Linked DNA regions of Homo sapiens: region 2 is linked to region 1. Evidence: read pairs that join two places in POLR2A ChIA-PET (ENCODE). Cell type or tissue: PC-9. All regions are shown on one strand. Each heading gives the region's core, and the rest is flanking DNA. Links, peaks and the distances in the headings are about the cores only.

What was found. ChIA-PET counts read pairs that join two places held together with the same protein. Peaks named below come from ENCODE experiments on the same cell type or tissue, not always from the same donor. Only the 100,000 strongest peaks of a DNase experiment are listed, where the experiment ranks them.
Region 2: POLR2A ChIA-PET joins it to region 1 with 26 read pairs; 1 of 35 experiments calls an interaction of 5 or more read pairs at or near these places.

What each region holds. Positions count from the first base shown.
Region 1 is chr11:33,632,502-33,640,351 of GRCh38, forward strand. The region is part of intron 16 of KIAA1549L (KIAA1549 like); the gene reads left to right. Among named protein-coding and RNA genes, the nearest start is that of C11orf91, 64 kb to the right of the region's middle. In PC-9, for the core only: no CTCF peak of the experiment used is centred there; DNase peaks (open chromatin) are centred at 1,030, 1,930, 2,170 and 3,810; H3K4me3 peaks cover 861 bases; H3K27ac peaks cover 4,113 bases.
Region 2 is chr11:33,263,707-33,271,556 of GRCh38, forward strand. The region is part of intron 1 of HIPK3 (homeodomain interacting protein kinase 3); the gene reads left to right. Among named protein-coding and RNA genes, the nearest start is that of HIPK3, 10 kb to the left of the region's middle. In PC-9, for the core only: no CTCF peak of the experiment used is centred there; a DNase peak (open chromatin) is centred at 2,935; H3K27ac peaks cover 1,315 bases.

The sequences.
Region 1 (7,850 bases), core at 1,016-6,015:
ACAGGGAGAGAAGGAGATGGATGCTGAGGCCATCACAGTGCCTGCTACAGTACCTGCTGCTTGAGGAACACTTGTAGTTGGACTTTTTTATTTAGAGAGACAGATCTTGCTCTGTTGCCCAGGCTGGAGTACAGTGACATAATCACAGCTCACTGCAGCCCCAACCTCCTTGGCTCAGGCGAGCCTCCCTCCTCAGCCTCCCAAGTAGCTAGAACTACTACTACCATACCTGGTTAATTTTTAATTTTTATTTATTTATTTATTTATTTTTGTAGAAATGGGGTCTCCCTATGTTGCCCATAGAGGCTGGCCTAGAACTCCTGGCTTTGAGCAATTTTCCCACCTCAGCCTCCCAGAGTGCTGGGATTATAAACATGAGCACTGTGTTGGGCATTTTAAGGAACACACCCAACAGTCTCCTCCACGTCACTCTTCCCTCCAGTTTCAGCCTGTTGTCATCTTTGTGTTTTTTGTCGTTGTTGTTTGTTTTTGAGACAGAGTTTCATTCTTGTTGCCCAGGCTGGAGTGCAATGGTGTGGTCTCAGCTCACTGCAACCTCCACCTCCTGGGTTCAGGCGATTCTCCTGTCTCAGCCTCCCAAGTAACTGGGATGACAGGTGCCCACCACCATGCCCAGCTTTTTTTTTTTTTTTTTTTTTTTTTTTTTTTGTATTTTTAGTAGAGACAGGGTTTCACCATGTTGGCCAGGCTGGTCTTGAACTCCTGACCTCAGGTGATCTGCCCGCCTCTTTCTCCCAAAGTCCTGGGATTTTTACAGGTGTGAGTCACTGCGCCCAGCCCTCTTGTCATCTTTGGTTGGCCCATTCTGAAGGGAAAGATCAGCGTGGTGTTGTGTAACGACTGCTATTCACTGTGAGCTCGGGAAGTCCAGGCTACAGTCAGAGGTTCATGTTTTAGACACAGATAGAGTGACAGAGGGATTTTGTGCATCCGTCTGGTTTTTTCAAGAGCTGAAGAGGTGAAAGGGCAGACTTGAGTGGATGGCGGGGAGAGCCTGTTTGTGATGGAATAGTGCTAACTCACGGGAGAGATCCTCCCAGTGTCCTCGCTCCCTGCAGTGCCAGCTCAGCTAAGATGAAAAAAAGCAGGTGATGACTCACCTAGAAAGCAAAACGCGAATTAGCTTTCCAAGAGAGAAAGCCATTCTGATATGTTTACTTTCGGGTGGATTCCTTTTGAAGAGGTGTTTTTAATTATGACTGTGGTTTATATATTGTTCTTGAAGTTCACAGGTAGTACAGTGTAGGGGCTGTGCTCATAGCCTCTGGAGCTAGGCTACTTACAAGCTACGTGAAGTTAGGCCAGTTACCTTCCTATCTGCGCTTTAGTGTTCTCATCTGTAAAATGGGGATACCAGTGGTACCTACTTTATGAGGATGTTGTGGAAATTAAATGAGCTAATGCAGACAAAGCATGTAGAAAACAGGCGGTGAACATTAGCTATTATAACTCCCCAGGAGGGAGAGGGCGATACTCCCCTTTTCCTGTTTCTTTTCTAGCAGTTACTACTCTGTTTTTGTTGTTGTTGTTGTTGTTTTGAGACAGAGTCTCATTCTGTCGCCCAGGCTGGAGTGCAGTGGCATGATCTCAGCTCACTGCAACTTCTGCCTCCCGGGTTCAAGCAATTCTCCTGCCTTAGCCTCCTGAGTAGCTGGGATTACAAGCATGCACCACCATGCCCAGCTAATTTTTGTATTTTTAAGAGAGGCAGGGTTTCACCAGGTTGGGCAGGCTTATCTGGAACTCCTGACCTCAAGTGATCCACCCACCTCGGCCTCCCAAAGTGCTGGGATTACAGGTTTGAACCACCACGCCCGGCCTGCGCTTACTGCTCTGAATTGTGTCACACACCAAAGAGAGGACTGCATTCCTCCAAGGGTGCCTTTCTCCAGCATGACTGGACAAGAGATGGGCCGTAGTACAAGGCCACACTTCCAGAGATGACCTTTAAGGTAATGTTTTTGCAAACACAGGGTGGGACAGTGGTTGCAACTCAAGGCAAATGGATCTTGTGGGCTGCTCAGTAATTGAATTTCCCCTGCTCCTTAGAGAGCAACAAGTTATGGGGGGAGAAAGACGGGAAGTTGAGCTGGCACCTAAGACTTCTGTTACACGGGGAAGATGTTTTGCTTTAGGGGCAGTGAGTAATGCTGAGAGCATTGGAGCACCTTCTTTTATCCTTGTCTGTCCCATCTTCATAGTCTCAGTGGAGACTCTGATTATGAGTCACTCTCTGAAAGGTCCTCTCTGAAAGAGGATGTCCCTATTTCCTTAGAAGTCTATGAGAGACCCTTTATATGTCTTTTCTACTGAACTGAAACACAGAAACAGCATGCTGTCCTCACATCCTCATAGCCCTGGAGTGATCGTAGATCATCCTTTGGAAGGGCCATCAGAATGAAATTTGAAATTTTGCTGAAAAAATTTTTTTTAATTCCATTTGCACGCCTTTGCAGAAAAGTGACCAAGCCATTATTTTGAACCCCACTGCCTGTTCTGAGGGGAACCAATCTCACTTTATTATTAGAGAAGCTTCCAGGATGCAGGCTTATGGGAAACTGCTGCCAAAGGTCTCTCTGCTCCTGTACCATCATGGTCTTCTTCCCACCTGGTGAAGTGAGAACTTCCTGAAATGTGGTTTCCAGAAGCAACTTTCTAAATATGTCTCTCCTTCCTCAGTAACAGGCAGCACTTGCAGTGGGCAGAGGAGGCATTAAATGGAGAGAAGTGGCACTGTTTTGTGTGGCCCAAAAGACTCCGATTGGTGGAAAATAAAAATGGACATGGAGCCAGATAAATTTCATCATGGCCAGATGGCCCAGGAATTTATCTTGCTGAAACCCCCACTCGGTCTCTGGGCCCTTGCCACGAAGTTGCATAATTTGTTCAGAATCTGTTCGTGCAGGATGGAGCTGCGATTGACACTGAGCTGAAAATCTGGGCTTTGGGGCAGGGTTTGGAGAGAGGCTTCAAATTCCTATGCTCCAGAAATGAAGTAACAAGGTGAGGTAAAGTGATGTTACACCCACTTGTGTGTCCTGGAAAGTGTGGGCTTGTAAAACCCCTGTTCACTTCGGGGCGCCTAACTCAAGAAATTCTAGAATAAGTGGCCTCAAGAGCCCTTTATCCCTCTTCGTTAAGCCCATTCTAGATAAAACTGTTTCATTCATTTTAGACAAAACTGTTTCATTCATTTTAGACAAATGGAAATGTCTTTTACTGTTGAAGACTTTTGAGTAGGAATTCTCCAGACTTTTAACACTCATTTATTCAGTGAGTATTTATTAATGTTCTACCACATGCCATTCTGGGATACGGCAGAAAATATGACAATATCCCTGCCCTCATGGGGCTTATCCAGTAGTCACCACTTATCCATGGTTTCAGCTACTTACGGTCAACTATGATCTGAAAATATTAAATGGGAAATTCCAAAGATAATTTATACGTTTTAAATTGTGTGCCATTCTGAGTAGTGTAATGAAGTCTGACGCCATCCCACTCCATCCCACCCAGGACATGAATCTTGCCTTTGTCCAGCTTATCCTGGTCAACAAGGATAATGTCTATGCTACCCAGCTGTCAGTCACTTAGTCACACAGTGGTTATTCAGACAACCACTGTCGCAGCATGCCAGTGCTTGTGTTCAGGTAACCCTTATTTTACTTAATGGTGGCTCCAAAGGGTGAGAGTGGTAACGCAATTTGGTTATGACAAAGAAAAGCCCTCTAGTGCTTCCTTTAATAGGTGAAAGTTGCTGACTTAGTAAGGAAAGAAAAAAAATTGTATCCTGAGGTTGCTACAATCTCTGGTAACAATGAATCTTCTTTTTTTTTTTTTTTTTGAGACAGAGTCTCGCTGTGTCACCCAGGCTGGATTGCATTTGCGTAATCACGGCTCACTGCAACTTCCACCTCCTGGGTTCAGCCTCCCAAGTAGCTGGGATTACAGGCATGTACTACCACGCCCAGCTAATTTTTGCCTTTTTAATAGAGATGGGGTTTCACCATGTTGGCCAGGCTGGTGTTGAACTCCTGACCTCAAGTGATCCACCAGCCTCGACCTCCCAAAGTTCTGGGATTACGGGCGTGAACCACCACGCCCAGCCAAGAACGAATCTTCTACCCATGAAATTGTGAACAGTATATTGTTATAATTGTTCTTTTATTATTAGCTATTGTTGTTAATTTCTCACTGTGCCTAATTTATAAATTAAACTTTATTATAGGTTTGTATGAGAAAAAACATCATGTATCTAGGATTCATTACTCTCCACGATTTCAGGCATCCAGTGGGGGTCTTGGAACATTTTCCCTGAGGATAAGGGAGACTAATTTATTACACTAGGGAAAACTGGCAACAAACACCCACACACATACATGTACAGCACAGTGTCGGGAAGGCTATGGAGGAACATAACTCAAGGAAGGCAGTGGAGAGTACCAGGAGCTTCTCTGAATAGCTTGGGCAGGGCAGGGCTCTCCAGGGAGGTGACTTTTGAGCAGACCTAAAATGCTTGCCCCAGGGGAAGAGCTTTCCAGGCAGAAAATTCAGCAAGTGGAAGGGCCCAGACATGCTTGGGGAGCTCAGAGACCATTAAGGAGACCCATGTAGCACAGTTCCTCTTGTTGGTAAAGAGTCTTGGCTTCAACTCTTGGCTTTCCTTCACTCTCACATCTAATCTGTCAGCAGCTCTGCCAGTTCTCTTCCAAAATACATCTTGAACTCACCTACCCCTTGTCTGTCCATGACCACCCTAATCCAGGCCCCTGTCATCTCTTCTGGCCTAGGTTACGGCCAGAGCCGCAAGCAAGTGCTTCCTAACCGGCCTCCCATAAATTCCAATCACATTTCTTCCCTGCTTAAAATTCTTCAGTAGTTTCCCATTGCCCTTTGACAACAGTCCAGCCTTCTTACCATGGCCTTTAAGACCCTGCATGATCTGGACCCTGCCTTCCTCTCCAGCCCCATGTCCTGACAATTAGGGCTTCAGCTACAAGGTCTGTATATTAGTTTGCTAGGGCACAGACTGGGTGGTATGGCTTAAACAACAGACATTTATTTTCTCACAGTTCTGGAGGTTACAAGTTCTAGATCAAAGTGTTGGTAGGATTGGTTTCTTCTGAGGGCCATGAGGGAAGGATGCGTTCCAGGTATCTTTCCTGAGTTTATGAAAGGCCATCTCTTCCCTGAGCCTTCATATCGGCTTCCCTTTGTACATGCTGTGTCCAAATTTCCTCTTCTTAGAAGGATCAGTCCTTTGGACCCAAGGGTCCACTCTAATGACCTCATTTAACTTAATTACCTGTGTGAAGGCGCCATCTCCAAATACAGTCACATTCTGAGATGCTAGGAGTTAGGACTTCAACATAAAAATTTTGTGGGGGACACAGTTCATTCTGTAACAGTCCTTTCTTTTTCTCAAGCACTACCAACTCTCTCTCACCTCTGGGCTTTCCTACAACCATCACATGGGCAACCTCTTCTCCTCCTTCAGGTCTGAAAACATGGCATCTCCTCAGAGAAGCTTTCCCTGACCATCCCCATCAAGCTAGCTATGTCAATCTGTTTTGTTTCTTTTAGTATGGGAAAATTGACATATGGTAAAAATGTACAGGTTGTTAGTACACAATGTGATGAGCTTTGACAAAAGTGTACACCCTTATAACCACCAGACCAATGAAAATACCAAACGTTTTCATCACTCCCAGAAAACTCCCTCACTTTTTTTTTCAGTCAATATTCAGCTCACCCATAGGCAACCACTTGTCTGATATAAACCACTATAGTTTTGCCTGTTCTTGAACTTCATATAAATGGATTTATTCAGTATGTACTCTTTTGTGTCTGACTTCTTTCACTCAAGATTCATCTATGTTATTTTATTCTCTAAAATAAATAAAAAAAAAAAAAATAAATAAATAAATAAATAAATAAAATACTCATCTATGAGTATTTTATTCTCTTTTATACTGGGTACTATTCCATTTTATAAATATAATACTATTTGTTTATCCATTATCCTATTGTTGGACATTTGGATTGCTTCCAGTGTGAAGCTAGTATGAAAAAAAAAACTGCCATAAACATTTTCATGTGTTTTCTTAACAAGTGTTTTCATTTATTTTGGATAAATATGTAGGAGTGGAATTTCTGGGTCATAGGGTAGGTATATGTTTAAGAAATTGTAGTCAAATTTACAAAGTTTTTGCACTGTTGCCTCTCCCACTAGCAGTATAACAGTTCTAATTCTAGTCTTAAACCTCACCAACATTTGTTGTTATTAATCTTTCTCATTTTAGCCATTCCACTGAATATGAAATGATATAATTTCCTTATTCCTAATGATGTTGATCATCTTTCCACGTGTTTATTGGACATTTTTGTGTCTTCTTTCATTGAGGTATCTTTTCAAGCCTTTTGCCCAATTTCTAAATTGAGTTGCTTGTCTTTTTGTTATTCATTTGTAGGAACTATTTATATATTGTGGATACAAATCCTAATATTTTCTTGTGGTTGGTAGCTTGTCTTTCCATTAGTTGTCTGATAAGATAGTAGTTTTAATTTTGAATAAGACTTAAAGCTACAGAATGTGCCCCAGGACTAAATTGTTTTGGAATATTTTTTAGGAAGAAGATACTTGGGGTTCCCAGCAGGGCTACAATTTTCTTCAAGTTTGTTCTCATGGTGTTTCAAAGAGAGGATGAAGTCGTGGGTACTTAGCCACTGTGTGCACTATTGTAGATGTATTGGACTGGTTCACTCATTTTAAAACAACATTAAAAGAATTCCAGGTGCTTCCTCTATCCAATGGCCACCATGAAGCGCAAGACCAGGGGCCCATGTGTGGAAGAGGAATGGCTTAAATCTCTTCTAAATACTGTGGCCTTTGCTACTGAGTTCTGATATACCATAACTCTCCAAAACTATAATTACGTGTATATCCTCTCACCTGGTAATTCTCCTTCTAGAAATTTAACCTAAGGATAAACTCATGATTATATGCAAAGTTCTTTTATTATTATTATTATTTTTGAGATGGAGTCTCGCTCTGTCACCCATGCTGGAGTGCAGTGGTGTGATCTTGGTTCACTGCAACCTCCGCCTCCCGGGCTCAAGCGATTCTCCTGCCTCAGCCTCTGGAGTAGCTGGGATCACAGGCGCGCGCTACCTCGCCTGGCTAATTTTTCTATTTTTAGTAGAGGCGGCATTTCACCATGTTGCCCAGGCTGGTCTCGAACTCCTGACCTCAAATGATCCGCCCGCCTTGGCCTCCCAAAGTGCTGGGATTACAGGCATGAGCCACTGTGTCCAGCCATATATGCAAAGTTCTAAACACAAGGATACTTACTCCAGCTTTGTTCATATAGTAAGATATTAGGAAAACACCTAAAATAGTGGACTATTAAATATATGGTAGCCTAAAAACTCCATTTATTAGAATGCTATGAAATCCTTATTCTCTATACATTTATTTATTGATGGAGATACTTACTTACAATATTGTTGAATTAAAAAGGTTTCAAAATATTGTAATGTCATTTTTAAAAACCTTATATATGTGTGCATATATATATTTATGCCTGCATATATGTGTGTGTGTTTACATATATATAAAATATACATATATGCCTACATATATATGTATATGTGTGTATGTATTCTGTTTATAAAATCATGACCCAAACAGCTCAGTCTGAGAGAGTATCTAAGTCAAAAGAACTCTGCCAACAAAAGTAATTTTAAAATACCTCTACTCCTTTACTTATATTTTTATATGTGAGAAGGCAAATACATCATACTCAGTAAAACTTTCTAAATTCCCTTAA
Region 2 (7,850 bases), core at 875-5,874, 370 kb before region 1:
AAGTGATCAGTCTTGTGAAATAATAGCATCTCTGTTTATCATCCTTGACCTCAGTTTTTAAAATCCCTCCCCCAACCCCTTCCTCTTTCTGTCTTTTGTTTCTTCAATCTGAGAGACTTTTCCTTAAGGTGGAGTTTGGGGAAGATAAGCTTTTTCTACAATTAAAACAAAAAAAAGTCTTATGTTCCAGGACTAATCTGAAGCTGCAAGTGTGAAGACTATAGAACATAATATTGCTGTTAAAATGAGTTTGAGTTATAGGATATATCCTTTTAGTTTCTGGAGATCTTAAAAAATAAAACTAAGATACATCATGTATGAATTAAAACTCAGACTTCTGATATCTATGTCTGTCACACAGTCCTTTTCACCTTCTTCTGAGATAAATATCTCTTAAAGACTAGATTTCTAGGTACACTTTTACCTTGCATTTTCTTCGCTGCTAACCTTGTCTTTTTTTTTTTTAAACAAAAAGGTCACACTTAAAGTGGATATTTAGAGAAGCATAATAAAGGAAAATGTAGTATTTGCTCATTTGAGCTGTACTTCTAAGTTGTGAAAGACTTATTCTTTCATATAATTCTTGATCATGTTGAACGCAAAGGATTGCCAAGGCTGGTGAGATAGAATTTCTTTTTATTTTGAGTAATTGTTTATGCTGGAACACCTTTTCCCATCCAAGTACTGATGAGGTCTGACCCTGCTTAGCCTCCAAGATCAGGCAAGTTCCAAGATCAGAAACTTTTCCATTTCTAATCTAGTTGGAAAAAAAACAGTTTAGATTTGATAGGCATTGAAATCAATAGAGTATGAGGCGAGCTCCTCACCCTAAACATTTTGTAGCTTTTATAAATTATATTTGATTTAATATGGATTACCAAGAAAATTGTCTTAAGGATGCTAGAAAATAAAAACTTGGCTGTATTTGGCTAGACAGTTATTTTACTGTGGAAATTTTAGAAAGTATTTGATTTGCTAAAAACAAAAAATGTTTATTTCAAATTCTTTAACTTCCCCCTACTTGGTTGTATATTATTTATAAGCATACAAAATATTTTAGAGTTTTTAAAAACAAAATAGTGAACTTGAAAACATTTGCAGGATATAACTTTGCTTATTAAATATTTCCTACCCTATAAATTGGCATATAAAGGCCTAAAAGTGCCAATTTTAAAATCTGTTTCAACTTTTTAAAAGCATATTTCAATTACATGTTATCTCTTTAATAATACAGAGAGTCTGGTAGGTTTGGTAAACTATACAACTTTAGATATATAATGCTACAGTTTTAAATAGTTAATGAGATAGATTAGAGTGATAACATTGAAAACTGAACCTGACTTTCTAGACATTTCTTCCAAAGAATGACTTAAATTAATACTTCTGAAGGCTCTAGGTATGTAATTTATTACACTTTCTATTGAGTTTAAATAGGGTGTAGTGACATAAAATCACAATGAAAATTACAGGTTATGCTGCTATATAACCTATAGCTATGATGCTGTGCTATATTCTCAAAGCCAAATAAGAATGTTTTGGGCCAACTTCTAATAAGACATTTTCAATGGAGACAGTAAGATGTCTCTGCAGTATATTGGTTGTAGTTTTGTATTTTAAAGTTAGGTAAGAATAATATTGGGTTCAAAAATAGTGGATTTGTAATCATTGTTTAATGTGCTTTAAATATTTTTTGTAGCTGATCACAGACTGTGGCCACAAAAAAGATAGAAATTTTATTATGACGGGTAATGATAAAATATTTGTATGAAAACTATTTATCTTATTGGCCAGGCACGGTGGCTCATGCCTGTAATCCCAGCACTTTGGGAGGCTGTGGTGTGTGGATCGCTTGAGCACAGGAGTTCAAGACCAGACGGGGCAACATGGTGAAACCCCATCTCTACAAAAAATACAAAAACTAGCTGGGCATGGTGGTGTGCACCTGTAGCCCCAGCTACTGGGGAGGCTGAGGTGCGAGATTACTTGAGCCCAGGAGGTCGAGGCTGCAGTGAGCTAAGATCGTACCACTGCAATCCAGCTTGAGTGATGGAGTGAGACCTTGTCTCAAAAAAAAAAAAAAAAAAAAAAAGCAAAATGGGCCGGGCACGGTGGCTCACGCCTGTAATCCCAGTACTTGGGGAGGCCGAGGCGGGTGGGTCATGAGGTCAGGAGGTCGAGACCATCCTGGCTAACATGGTGAAACCCAGACTCTACTAAAAACAAAAAAATTAGCTGGGTGTGGTGGTGGGCACCTGTAGTCCCAGCTACTCGGGAGGCTGAGGCAGGAGAATGGCGTGAACCCGGGAGGTGGAGTTTGCAGTGAGCCTGGGCGACAGAGTGAGACTCCATCTCAAAAAAAAAAAAAAAAAAGAAAACAAACCTATTTTATCTAGTATATATTTGAACGTCCACTAAGTGCAAGGTACTGTGCAGTGAACGAAGAGACTAACACGTGGTCCCAGCTTTGAGCAAGTATATGATAAGTGAAATTAGCTGAATACTGTAAATTTTCTTTTATATTTGTATATGTGCACCTAAGTTAGAAAAACACTGCTTAAGAAAAATGATTAACAATAGCACATTCAAACTTCTAGGCTGTTTACTTTATTAAAATGAAATATTTAAATAAATGATATTAAAATAGTAGCATTCATGTTAAAGTTGTGTGTTATTCACTGCTGTTCTTGCAGTGGGTAAAATCAAAATAAGTCATTGAAAAATATGAACACTTCTGTAATCCCAGCACTCTGGGAGGCTGAAGTGGGTGGATCCCTTGAGGCCAGGAGTCTGAGACCAGCTTGTGCAACATGCAGAAACCTTTTCCTACCGAAAAACAAAGAAAATACAAAAGTTATTCAGGCATGGTGGTGCATGCTTGTGGTCCTAGCTATTGGAGAGGCTGAGGTGGGAGGATTGCCTGAGCCCAGGGAGGTCGATGCTGCAGTAAGTAAACCATGATTGCGCCACTGCACTGTAGCCTTGGAGACAGAGTGAGACCTTATCTCAAAAACAAACAAACAAAAAACCAAAAAACCCTAATTTTTAACTTTATTCATTTTTTTTTAAACTTTGCCAAGTCCTGATGGAAAAAAATATTACCAGTTTTATCTTGTGACAAGTGTTTTCATTAAGGCTAATCAGTTTTATAGTTGAAGTATCTTATAGAGATAAACTGTATGTTAATTTAAATAAAAGAAGGTCATATTTCTCAGATGTGGCTAGTAATACAGTTCTCTTGTTTTCTCGTGGTTTTTTCTTCTGGACCTGTACAGTTTTCACATTGCCTGAGGGAATTCTATTAGGCTTGCCCTTTCTAGCCATATTTCCTTTCTCCTAAATTTAGAATGTAGAGCCCTTTAAACCTCATTCCTATGCCAACCTGTGGAAAGTAAACAAAAGGCGAAAACATTTCCAGCTTTTTGTTTTTTTTTTTTGAGACGGGGTCTTGCTCTGTCCCCCAGGCTAGAGTGCAGTGGCGCGATCTGGGCTCACTGCAACCTCTGCCTCCTGGGTTCAAGCGATTCTCCTGCCTCAGCCTTGAGATTACAGGCAACTGCCACCACGCCCGGCTAATTTTTGTATTTTTAGTAGAGACGGGGTTTCACCATGTTGGTCAGGCTGGTTTGGAACTCCTGACCTCAGGTGATCCGCCCACCTTTGCCTCCCAAAGTGTTGGGATTACAGGCGTGAGCCACTGTGCCCGGCGCACATTACAAGGTATTTTTAAGAATGTTGAACCTGCTAGCTGTAACTTACTTGAAACCACTACACAAAAGGAATATTATTATTATTATTATTTTTTTTTTTGAGACGGAGTCTCGCTCTGTCCCCCAGGCTGGAGTGCAGTGGCGTGATCTCGGCTCACTGCAAGCTCTGCCTCCCAGGTTCACGCCCTTCTCCCGCCTTGGCCTCCTGAGTAGCTGGGACTAGGCTCCCGCCACCACGCCCAGCTAAAATCTTTTTGTATTTTTAGTAGAGATGGGGTTTCACTGTGTTAGCCCGGCTGGTCTCCATCTCCTGACCTCGTGATCCGCCCGCCTCGGCCTCCCAAAGTGCTGGGATTACAGGCATGAGCCACCGTACCCGGCCGGAATATTATTTTTGTATTTCATTTATGTAACTTAAAAGTGTTTAACTTGGAGTCCTTAAAAGCAGAGATGTGAAAATGGCAAGTATTTTATTGTTTGGCTCCTAGTATAATTGTATATAATACAGTATTCTTGGCCAAGCTTGGTGGCTCAAACCTTTAATCCCAGTATTTTGAGAGACTGAGGCCGGCAGACCACCTGAGCTCAGGAGTTCAAGACCAGCCGGACCAACATGGTGAAACCCCATCTCTACTAAAAATACAAAAATCAGACGGGTGTGGTGGTGGGCGCCTGTAATCTCAGCTGCTCCGGAGCCTGAGGCAGGAGAATTGCTTGAACCCAGGAGGCGGATGTTACAGTGAGCCAAGATGGTGCCACTGCACTCCAGCTTGGGAGATGAGTGAAACTCCATCTCAAAAACAAATAAGCAAACAAACAAAAAACAGTATTCTTAATTAAATTTGACAATTTGGCAACATTTTGATATTTTATACATGTGTATTTAAAATTGAATTCTGGGCCGGGTGTAGTGGCTCAAGCCTGTAATCCTAGCACTTTAGGAGGCTGAAGTGGGAGGATTGCTTGAAGCCAGGAGTTCAAGACCAGCCTGGGTATATAGTGAGACTCCATCTCTATAAAAAATACAATTACCTGAGTGAGGTGGTGCATACCTGTAGTCCTAGCCACTCGGGAGACTGAGACAGAAAGATCATTTGAACCTAGGAGTTAGAGGCTGCAGTGAGCTAGAATTGCACCACTGCATTGCACCTTGGACAACAGAGTAAGACTCCGTCACCAAAAAAAAAAAAAAAAAAAAAAAAATTAAAAAAAGAATCTTGTATGAAAAGGTGTTTGGTATGATGACATGATTAATTGCCAGTAGCCTTGAACAGAAAATTTTCGGGAGTGTTTGCCTTATGAGTTGCCTTCTCTAAGCCTAGTGTGGCATTTCTGAAACTATTTCTAGTGGCCACTCTATAATTTCTCCTTAAAGTATCTCAAAATCTGAAATCTCCTTAAAGTATCTTACATCTGAAGGTCTATCTAGCTTGAAATGATTTTGCATTAATTCTATTGGAAGAAAATGAAATACCTCAACTTCCTAACCTATTAGAAGTTAATATATAACATTTTTGGGAATGTTATACTTTCATTTAAAAATATGAAATCGTATCTGAACTGTTCCTTAAGTTTAGGGACCATGCTCTTACCTGTTTTTATGTTCCCTAAAGTGTATAATAGATGTTGGAAAACAAATATATTACTATTATAAAAGGAGTCAAATACAGACATATGATACTCAACTTACATACCTTAATCAACGTGTAGCATCTTTATTGCATAGCTTGGCAGGTACCTGACCAAGCAGTTGTGAACATGTCATCGACAAACTTAGCTTCTCAAAACCCTCCTTTATTCCTGCCTCTTTTTTTACTTCTAACAGATGAGTCGCTTTCCTTGATAAAGGTCAGTAGGTATGACCTTCTCCCAGATTTCCAACCCTTTACCTCTGGACTTAATTCCAACAGTACACACTTTGGGATTTCACTCCTCTCTCAAGGAAAGAAACATCTCTTCATTCCCCCAAGATTACTCACTATTTTCCATGTGGGCTTCATCCAGAATTGTGTTTTTCAACATCTGGAGCTTGTCCAAAAACTTAAAGTTCTGTTTTTTTTCCTGCTTTTTTTTTGACAGGTAAAATTATATATATTTATTGTGTACAACATTGACTCTTTTTCCTTCAGCTTTTTAACATGCCCAAGTATCTGAGATCTTAAGCAACCATCTTTTAATTGTGCCTCTTCAAGTCTAGGGTCCTCTGTTTCTTTTTCTGTTTCTTCTAAACTTCTTAAATGTGTTCTCTGGCCTCTACTTGGATTTCTGTTCACTTCATAGCCTTTGGCAGTATAGTTCTGTCTATGCCACTTTAATGAGATTGCTCCTACTAAGCTCCCCTGTATTTTTTTTATTTATAGTTTATGTATTCCTTCAGATAATTGTTTACAGTGTCCCCTACTCAGTTCTTAGCTTTCAACCCATATTTTGAACCTCCTATTCATTTCCATATTTTTCCCTTACAGGTACCTCAGAATTACCTTATTTCTAAATCCTTTGCCTGGATTCCCTATCTAGCATCCTCATTTCTATTGCCCTGTGTGTGTGTGTGTATACCTGTATATGGTTTTTTATTATTTTTTTAAGACAGTTTCGCTTTCGTTGCCCAAGCTGGAGTACAGTGGCGTGACCTTGGCTCACTGCAACCTCTGAATCTCAGGTGAAAGTGATTCCTCTGCCTCAGCTTCCCGAGTAGCTGGGATTACAGGCACATGCCATGACGCCTGGCTAATTTTTTGTATTTGCAGTAGAAATGGGGTTTCACCATGTTAGCCAGGCCGGTCTCAAACTCCTGACCCTCAGGTGATCCACCTGCCTCATCCTCCTGAAGTGCTGGGATTACAGGCGTGAGCCACCATGCCTGGCCTGCCTTTTGTTTATGTTTGAAACCTTATTTATTTATTTATTTATTGTTTTTTTGAGACGGAGTCTGTCACCCAGGCTGTAGTGCAATGGCACGATCTTGGCTCACTGCAACTTCCGCCTCCTGGGTTCAAGCAATTCTCTTGCCTCAGCCTCCCAAGTAGCTGGGATTACAGGCGCCTGCCACCACGCCCGGCTAAGAAAATTGAGAATGTATGAAAACTTACAGTAAAAATAAGATATTAAAAAGAAAGAATGTGTAACAACTGTATGAAACTGCTTATTACAACTTTATATGAACAGTGAAAAAAATTGGAAAAAAAGCAGTCCAGCAAATTATGATATGCACATAGGATAGAACATTACGCTGCTATTTAAAATAATAATAGTTGATTAGAGTCTGGGTGTGGTAGCTCATGCCTATAATCCCAGCACTTTAGGAGGCTGAGGTAGGTGGATCACTTTTGCACAGGAGTGCAAGACCAGCCTGGGCAACATGGTGAAACCCTGTCTCTAATTAAAAAAAGAATAAAAAATGTGATAAGAAAAAGAATAAGAGGAAACATTGTTATATCCAGTTATCATGTATTTTAATTTTAAGCATATGATAAAACATTTAACTGACTTGAAGGAATTAGGTTCTTTTCCCTGAATATTTTGTAATTTTATAGTAATTGAATAACTTCAAAATGATTGCTATACTGAAATTTAACCTCTTGTTAATGTGAATGATATATCTTTTCATGATTTTATGGCAAAATACTTTAAGTTTTATATTAGTCTAGTATACCAATTCCTAGCAGTATGATTCCAGGTAAATGATACTGCCTTAGTGGTAATTTTTATTCACTCAAATTGCAAGGTTCTATGAATAAATAGCATTCTAAGTGTTTGTTAATATGATAAATAATGATATAAATGTTTTGGCGTATTTCATCATGTATAGTGAATATGCAATCATTATTTTCATATCTGAGATTCTATCTAGTTTCTTGTGCAAATGCCTAAAAAATGGTGGCTGGGTGTGGTGACTCACGACTGTAATCTCAGCACTTTGAGAGGCCAAGGTGGGCACATTGCTTGAGCCCAAGAGTTTGAGACCAGCCATGGTGAGACCTCATCCTAACAAAAATACAAAAAATTAACCGGGTGTGGTGGCATGAGCCTGTAATCACAGCTACCAGGGAGGTTGAAGTGAAAGGATCACTTGAGCCCTGGTGGTCTAGGATGCAGTGAGGCATGATTGTGCCACTGCATTCCAGCCTGGGCAACAGAGCAAGA